2 separate regions of the Homo sapiens genome follow, and region 1 is linked to region 2. The links are chromatin loops, found by intact Hi-C in ENCODE. Cell type or tissue: PC-9. All regions are shown on one strand. Each heading gives the region's core, and the rest is flanking DNA. Links, peaks and the distances in the headings are about the cores only. Region 1 has its middle 30 kb from the start of RAPGEF1. Region 2 overlaps CFAP77 (cilia and flagella associated protein 77).

What was found. Peaks named below come from ENCODE experiments on the same cell type or tissue, not always from the same donor. Only the 100,000 strongest peaks of a DNase experiment are listed, where the experiment ranks them.
Region 1: a loop joins it to region 2, with 11 times the contacts of the local background. A loop is called at or near these places in 8 of 110 quality-filtered maps.

What each region holds. Positions count from the first base shown.
Region 1 is chr9:131,767,561-131,771,948 of GRCh38, reverse strand. No RefSeq gene overlaps it. Among named protein-coding and RNA genes, the nearest start is that of RAPGEF1, 30 kb to the right of the region's middle. In PC-9, for the core only: no CTCF peak of the experiment used is centred there; a DNase peak (open chromatin) is centred at 2,388; H3K27me3 peaks cover 2,783 bases.
Region 2 is chr9:132,572,867-132,577,254 of GRCh38, reverse strand. CFAP77 (cilia and flagella associated protein 77) reads right to left here. Exons shown (of 6, transcript NM_001282957.2): 6 at 3,936-4,388. Among named protein-coding and RNA genes, the nearest start is that of BARHL1, 7.5 kb to the left of the region's middle. RefSeq lists a silencer at 1,946-2,015. In PC-9, for the core only: CTCF peaks have their summits at 1,856 and 2,064 (motif pointing right); a DNase peak (open chromatin) is centred at 2,054; H3K27me3 peaks cover 2,998 bases.

The DNA.
Region 1 (4,388 bases), core at 278-4,277, 810 kb after region 2:
CAGCTTGGGCGGAGCTCAGGGATACCACAGGAGCTTCAGCACAAGCCAAGTGGGAGGAACAGAACAGGCATGGGCCAGGGGTCTGCAGGCTGGGCATGCCGGCCTCATGGCTGCACATCTGCTGTACAGTGCCTCAGGATGAAGCCAGGGCCTGCCACAGGGCCAAGTGGAGACTGCCAGCTCTGGAGCCAAGCGCACCTGGGTTAAATCCTCAGGCAGGCTACTCCACCTCATGGTCTCAGTTATCATATCCCTAAAGTGGGGATAATAAAAGTACTCCCTCATAGGCAGACAGGAAGAAGCAATGAGATGATGAGTGTACTTGACTCACTGGAAGGGCCCACTGATCCATCATCCGTGAGTCCTTTTTTTTTTTTTTTTTTTTTTTTGAGATAGGGTCTCACTCTGTCTTCCAAGCTGGAGTGCAGTTGTTGCAATCTCGGCTCACTATAACCTCCGTCTCCCAGGTTCAAGCGATTCTCCTATCTCAGCCTCCCAAGTAGCTGGGACTACAGACACGCACCACCACGGCCGGCTGATTTTTGTATTTTTTGGTAGAGACGGGATTTCACCATGTTGTCCAGGCTGGTCTCAAACTCCTAACCTCAAGTGATCCACCCGCCTTGGCCCCGCAAAGTGCTGGGATTACAGGCGTGAGCCATGCCCGGCAAGCGATTACTCTTAAAGTAACACCTCCAGCCTTGTTTCCTGTTACCCTCTCACTTGCACTCTACATTCTAGCCTCCCTGAATTTCCGTCTGCTTCTGGAAGCTTCCATGCTCTCTCACTCCTCCAGGCTTGCGCACATGCTGTGGAATACTCCCCCAGCTCCTCTTTCCCCAGCTAAGTCTTCCCCAGCTTCTAGGTCTCAGTCTTAATGTCACCTCCTCCAGGAAGCACTCCCGCTCTTGCTGCGTGCCCTGCAGCACCTGTGCTTTCTGCATCCCAGCAGCCCTCACAGGGGATTCTCCATTTAACTATCTGTCCCTCCCACTGGGATATAGGCTCCCTGGGGTTGGGGCCCACATCTGTCTTGTGCACCCCTATACGTCTGGCATCCAATGCCTGAATGAATGAAGTTCCACATCATAAAGGAGTTACCTTGGCGAGCAAGGAGGCTCCATCTCAGGCATTAGGGGTTATTATTATCAAGTAGGGGCTAGTAGGTGATGAAATAATGAGGCTAGAAGTCCTCGGTGCCTGAGAGGGGGCGATCATTGATGACTTGCTGGCTTGAAGTTTTGGGGGCAGGTGAGATATTCCCTGGGAAATATAGTCTTTCCCACGAGGCTCAAGAGGTTGTGTTGTGCATGGAAAAGATCACGCTTTTGAGCCTGGCAAACCAGATTCAAATTCTCACTCACTCACTTCTTCCTCCAAGCCTGATGGGCTCCCCTTTGATAAAAAATACATAACACAGATGACTTTTAAGAGAATTAAATGTGATGCTCCAGTACCTAGCACAGGGTCTGGCACAGAGCAGGTGATCCATTTTTTAAAAGCAACAAATGTTAATTTTTAAAAAGATACTACAAATCAAAAACATGCCTTACATCTTCTCCCTGACTATTTTGGTCAATCTCCCACATGCAGTTCATAATTCCTTCCCCGTGACATTATCCTCAAAATAATGTTTTCAATTTATAATTGATTGGATTTTTTTCCCCTGAGACAGACCTCTTCAAGTTTGGGTCTAAAGGATACAATCAACAAAATTAACACTTAAATATAGAACAATCTAAATCTGGTGACTGATCACAGGGATTTAAGGTAATAAGATTTTTAGACTTTCCAGGCTCTGAAGAGGGCACTGCATTTTATAGCATTCTTCTGGGCTAAAAGGGATGGGAAAACTGCCTTGCCACCAACCTTGAAGCCAGAGTCTCAACAAGGAAAAGGGTGCTGTTAGTGATCACACTGTGACGACAGCCATAAAGATAGTCCTGGCTAAAGGGGGCCCTCCTGGCAGCCAGTCTCAACCTGTCTTCCAGACCAGCTAGCCAAGAAGCTCACACAGTCAGCGACTTTGTCCATTTCATTCATAGCCTAGAATGGTGGCTGGGTCCACAGTAGGTGTTTCGTAAACACTTGTTGAAGAAGTGAATGAGCCAGAGTTCAAATGCAAGATGAAACGTTTTGCCAGTCCTGCTACAAGCAGTGGTGAGTTTTTCTTTAAAGTCACCATCACCTCTAATAAGCTCTATATTTCTTCTCTTTGGGTTTGTCTATGTGTGCCTTTAAATATATTTATGGAAATGGGTGTTTTGAAAAGTTCTTCTTATTCTTGTTCTTCTAGCCAAAATGGGAGTAAGAGTAAGAACCCTTAAGGTATTTGTGGTATCTGAACGAATTACCTAATTCCCCTGGCATTTTGGGAAACCTCCACCCCTGCCCAGGATGCCCTCAGGCTGCTCCCTCTTCCCTAGGAAGTGCTTCTCATCATTCAAAATATGAAACAGGCTGGGCTGCCTTTAATCCCAGCAGTTTGGGAGGCTGAGGCAGGCAGCTCACTTGAGGTTAGGAGTTCGAGACCAGTCTGGCCAACATGATGAAACCCTGTCGCTACTAAAAAAAAAAAAAAAAAAAATACAAAAATTAGCCAGATGTGGTAGCATGCCCCTGTAGTCCCAGCAACTCGGGAGGCTGAAGCACGAGAATCACTTGAACCCAGGAGGCAGAGGTTGCAGTGAGCTGTGATCATGCCACTGCACTCCAACCCGGGTGACAGAGTGAGACTCTGTCTCAAAAAAAAAAAAAAAAGAAAAGAAAAGAAACTATGAATGGAAAATGAATCTCCAATGTCTATCTCCAGTTCTGACCTCCCCAGAAGACCCCACTGCTCCTGTCCATGTGACTTCTCTGGGTTTCCTTCCATTCTTGAATGAGCCCCGTGGCTCCCACCTTGAGGCCTTCCCTCCTGCCGTTCCCTTTCAGGCAATGCTCTGCCTCTTCCCCATCTGAGAAAGATGGAGCCTCCCACCAGCCCTCTCCAGTGCTGGAAGCCCTCTCCCTTCATAGGGAGCATTGCCGCATGGGTGATATGTTCATTGACTTGTATTCCTAACAGCTTTTTTGAGGCGTAATTAACATCACATGTTTAAAGTGCACTATTTGATACTTTGGGACATATGTAGACACCCGTCAAACCATCACTAGGGTCAAGATAGTGAATACGCCTGTTAGGCAGTGAAATGAGATCTTCTGAACATTTATTTGTTGAGGCCCTGACCCCCAGTACCTCAGAATATGAGTGTATTTAGAGACAGGTTCTTTACAGAGCTAATTCATTTTAAATGAGGTAATTGGGTGGGCCTAGTCCAATGAGAACTGCTATCCTCATAAGAAGAGAAGATTTGGCTGGGTGCGGTGGCTCACCACTGTAATTCCAGCACTCTGGGAGGCCGAGGCGGGTGGATCACCTGAGGTCAGGAGTTCGAGACCATCCTGGCCAACATGGTGAAACCCCGCCTCTATTAAAAATACAAAACAATTAGCTGGGCATGGTGGCAGGTGCCTGTAATCCCAGTTACTTGGGAGGATGAGGCAGGAGAATCACTTGAACCCAGGAGGCAGAGGTTGCAGTGAGCCGAGATCACACGTGGTGGCAGGTGCGTGTAATCCCAGCTACTTGGGAGGATGAGGCAGGAGAATCACTTGAACCCAGGAGGCAGAGGTTGCAGTGAGCCGAGATCACACCATTGCACTCTAGCCTGGGCAACAAGAGAGAAAATCCGTCTCAAAATAAATAAATAAATAAATAAATAAAAATAAAAAATAAGAGAAGATGTGGACGCAGACACACAGAGGGAAGACGAGGGGAGGACAGCTGTCTACCAGCCGGGAGAGGCCTGGACAGAGCCTTCCCTCACTACCCTCGAAGGGAACCCATCCTGTCGACGTCTCGGACTTCTGGCCTCCAGAACCGTGAGAAGATGAATTTGTGTTATTTGAGCCCCCTAGTCTGTGGTCCTTTGTTATGGTAGACCTAGTAAACTAATACAATACCCATTTTCCCCCCAAATTTCCTCACGCCCTGTGGTACCCTGGAGGTACTAACCTCTAGCCCCCAGTGTCCCCAGGCAACCACAGAGCCACTTCTCATCACTGTAGTTTAGTTTGCATTACTAGAATTTTATGTAACGAAATTCTCCAGGCCAGGCGTGGTGGCTCACACCTGTAATCCCAGCATTTTGGGAGGCCGAGGTGGGTGGATCATGAGGTCAGGAGATCGAGACCATCCTGGCTAACATGGTGAAACCCCATCTCTACTAAAAATACGAAAAAAAAAAATTAGCCAGACATGGTGGCATGCGCCTGTAGCACCAGCTACTCAGGAGGCTGAGGCAGGAGAATCGCTTGAACCCGGGAGGTGGAAGTTGAAGTGGGCT
Region 2 (4,388 bases), core at 183-4,182:
CCCTCCCCTTCCCTCCTTCCTTCCTTCCTCCCTTCCTTCCTAGCATACCCTCCATCCTGTGCATCATGCCAGATACTGGTGAGTCATGGAGAGTGGGACAGAGCTGATCCACTTGAATGGAGCCCACAGAATGCATTGGTGCCCATGGATCTAAATCCCCTTCATAGATAATCTCCCATTGTACATTCAAGTTTATAAGTTACCTGCATTCAATTCTAGGAACCTGCATAAAAAGCCAACCTAGTTTTATTTTTCCTTAGTGATGATTTTAAGCATCAAAGGGTTTCCCAAGTAAAAATGAGTACAGCAAAAAGAATGATTGGGTTCATACGGATAAATGCAAGCGAAGGTGCTTGGTTGGAGACACAGACCTGTCTGGCTGCCATTGGGGGCACACCTCAGCACCTAGGCTGGGATCAGCTTGCTGCAGAGACGTGCCTTCCCTGGACTTCTAAATCTGTGGTTTAGTTGGGGCACTGGGATAGATGAATTAAAAGCCAAACCAACTCTGTGTGGATCCAGGGACCTCCCTGGGGACTAGAATTGGGTCTGTGGCCTATGAGCAGTGCTTCCAGGAGCCCCCTGCTAGGCAGGCAGCAGACATGGCTGGCCTTATGGTAGCTCATGGCTACCATTCCTCCACAACAGTGAGACTCCAGAACCACCTTCTCTCTTCTGACCAAGGAAATTGTTAATTAATTATATGGTTATATCTTAGAGAGAGAGACAGAATTAATGAAGTTTGGGCTCTAAAAATCTGGCCATGGACTGAAGCCAGTGGGGGTCAGTGTGGGAGGAGAGCTGGACCTTTCATCCGGGAAGTCTGTCCTGCCACTGTATGGATGCTAAGTAGCTCTACCACCCTTTATCTTCTCCTGGATGTTCCAAGGGGGACCTCCTGGCCCTGTCTGCAGTCCCTTGCTGGGAAGTAGATCACTTCCCTCCTGCCCAGTGGCAGCCACCATAGAAGTCAAGAGCTGAACCTCAACAGCACCAGAACCAGAGTTCAAGAACAAATCAGAAAAAAAAAAATGCAAGGGAGACAGATCCAAGGAGTGGGAGCCTCTTCAGTTAAGATTTTGTGCAATCGGTATCTCAGCCTGCCCTTTCTTCTCAAGAAATGGTGGTGGGTGAAGACTCAGCCTCGTCTCCAGGTGTCCTTAAGCCTGTCCATCTTCATGAGTCCTCTTCCCAACGGCTCCATCTCCACGCTCTGGCACCCAGTCCTGCACTTGCCCCGTCCACCTTGCCAGGTGCACATAAGTGTGGTGCTGCCTCCCTCTTACCTTGGAGGGGACTTCAGAGAATTTCAAGCAGGCCAGGTGAGGGCCCAGACCAGCTGCCTCCCTAGGCCTGTGGAAACAGTGCCTGTGGACCTCTTTGGTTAAACCTCCTATGAGGTGTTGCCAAGAAGGTCAACCAGGAGGTAGAATGTTCCTAACTGCCAACCAGTGAGGAAATTAGCCAAAACGGAGGCACAAAGTCATACCTCCAACGACACTCACGCTCACCCGGCATTTGTTGGTGCGTGACTGGGAGGACTTGGGATGGAAAGCTAGGCTATCCCCATTTCCATCCATCTTTCATTGGGAAGGGGTTTTGGGGGGCAGGCTCTGGAACGTGTCGTGGACGTCACTGGCCTGGGAGAGTTCACTGCCCTGGCTTCGTGAGTGGACTCAGGATTCCTTTCACGTCCACTTTCCACCTATGAAGTTGAGGAAATGGCAGTGGAGGGAGACGAACAAGATGATCCCCAAGGCCCTTCCAGGCTGGACGCTGTGGGGACTCTATCCAGGTCATAAAGGGCAGGTAGTTGCCCCAGCCAGGGTCAGCTCAGGTGAGGACAGGGGTTTGGCCGAGGTGACAGGATACCCAAGAAAGTAGAATCAGGCCAGAATCAGACTCGGGGCTTTGTGCAGTCACAGATAATCAATGAGGCGGGAAGAACCAGGCTTGGTGGGGGAAGGACGCCAGGAGAGAGGGAAGGGCCGGGAATCTCCGCCGCCTCTGACTCAGACTCGCCAGCAGGTGGCACTGTAGGACAAGGAGCTGAGGGTCTCTCCAGTGAGCACTGCTTCCGGCCTGGGCTGGGAGCACCCGGAGGACTCCAGAGAGCACCCAGAGTGATGCTTCCAGGGCATCTGCCACAGCCCTAGCGGGTCCCACAGCAAATGGGGCAAGGAGTGATTGGAGAAACAAAAGAGATTTCCTAGCTGAGCCTGTCCTGCCTGCCTCGGCCCAGGTCCTGGGGAAAAGCAGGCCTGGGAGGGCATCTCTGTTGCCACAGTGGGGCCAATTTTGGGTTCTTCAGGAAACTCTTCTGCCTCCTGATGTGCCCCCTCCCCTTTCCGTAGGGGATTTCAGAGCGAAAGAGTGGGCTCGATTCAAAATATCCTTCAGCTTCTGGATGTATCTGGATGAAAGCCCTCCGTCCTCGTGAGCGTCCTGGCCTGCCCAGTCCCTCAGTCACTCACAGGGCTCTGGTTGATGCCTCTGCAGTGTGAGTCAGTGATAAGAAAAAAATAATAATTCATATTAATCTATTGCTTAAAAGTGCCAGTTGCTGTACTAATCATGTCATGCACATTCTTTAATGTAATGGTCACCTGATTTAGCTTGAAGACACAGTCTGTGATGCGTGGGGTCCTGTCTCTGAGATGAGGCATAGAGAGGATAGGACTGTTGCTCAAGATCACACAGAAATTGCTGGGCAGAGCTGTGCTTCGCACTCTTTTGCGGTATGGCGTGCTACCGCCTGCTCAGGGCCAGCCCACTCAGACTCTGCCTGCTTGGGAGATTGGAGGGATGAAGGAAAATGAGTATTGAAGACTTTTGGCTTCCACAGCTGGGTAGATGGTGGTCTTACTTATGAGATGGGAAAGACGGAGGGAGAAGTAAGTTTGGCAGAAAAAAAGTCAAGTGTCTGCCTTGGCTATGGTGGTTAACAATGAATGCCAGACACCCAAGGGGAGATGCTGAGTGGGCAGTTGGATAAATGAGTCTGGGGGCTGGGCGTGGTGGCTCATGCCTGTTATTCAAGCACTTTGGGAGGCTGAGGCGGGTGGATCACCTGAAGTCAGGAGTTTGAGACCAGCCTGCCCAACACGGTGAAACCCCATCTCTACTAAAAATACAAAAATTAGCTGGGCATGGTGGCATGCGCCTGTAATCCCAGCACTTCGGGAGGCTGAGGTGGGTGGATCACAAGGTCAGGAGATCGAGACCATCCTGGCTAACATGGTGAAACCCCGTCTCTGCTAAAAATATTTTTTAAAAATTAGCCGGGCGTTGTGGCGGGCACCTGTAGTCCCAGCTACTCAGGAGGCTGAGGCAGGAGAATGGTGTGAACCCAGGAGGTGGAGCTTGCAGTGAGCCGAGATTGCACCACTGCACTCCAGCCTGGGCGGCAGAGCAAGACTCTGTTTAAAAAAAAAAAAAAAAAGAAAGAAATCCTTGGCTGGGCGCGGTGGCTCATGCCTGTAATCCCAGCACTTTGGGAAGCCGAGGGGGGCAGATCATGAGGTCAAGAGATCAAGACCATCCTGGCCAACATGGTGAAACCCCATCTCTACTAAAAATACAAAAATTAGCTGGGTGTGGTGGTGCGCACCTGTAGTCCCAGCAACTCGGGAGGCTGAGGCAGGAGAATCGCTTGAACCCAGGAGGCAGAGGTTGCAGTGAGTTGAGATTGCGCCCCTGCACTCCAGCCTGGCAACAGAGTGAGACTCTGTCTCAAAAACAAACAAGCAAACAAACAAAAAAAACCCTTAGATTAGAAATGATATTTAAAACTTGAAAATTTGCCTCCCTCAAAAAAGGTGTGGCTGGAATGTTTTGGAGGTTAGCTTACCTTGAGAGGTCTCTATGTGGCAGCACCCTCATTTGATGTCTCTAAGGCTGATTTGCTCACTGGTTTTCAAATGGAGACACAAAAGGAGGATGACAAATAGCATTTTTAATTTAAAATAGATCAGCATAAAATTTTCAGAGAGAATCCAAAGAACACACGGAAAGACCGAGTGAGGAAGTGTCCAGGAATTCGGCTGAGAAGCTCAGCAGCCTGTGTTCAGCAGTCTACCCGCTGGCCTGGAAGGCTTTTTCCAGAGTGGGTTGACCTTCCAAAGTCAGTCCTGGGGGAGGAGTCCAACTTGGCCTGCTTGATTGACGGGGCCCCAGCACTGAGGAGGCGGGGGCAGGCTCGAGTAATGAACCATTGGCTCTTCCTGCTGTCAGAGGTCCCAGAGAGATAATACTGCCGTGATGAGACATCAGGCATCCCAAAAAGAGCAATTAAAACTCATGTTTGGAATAGAAAATGAGGGCTTTCAAAGCACGTCACTGTCATGCTTTCTGCAGCAAATACACAGGTCGTTCTTAACACTTAATGG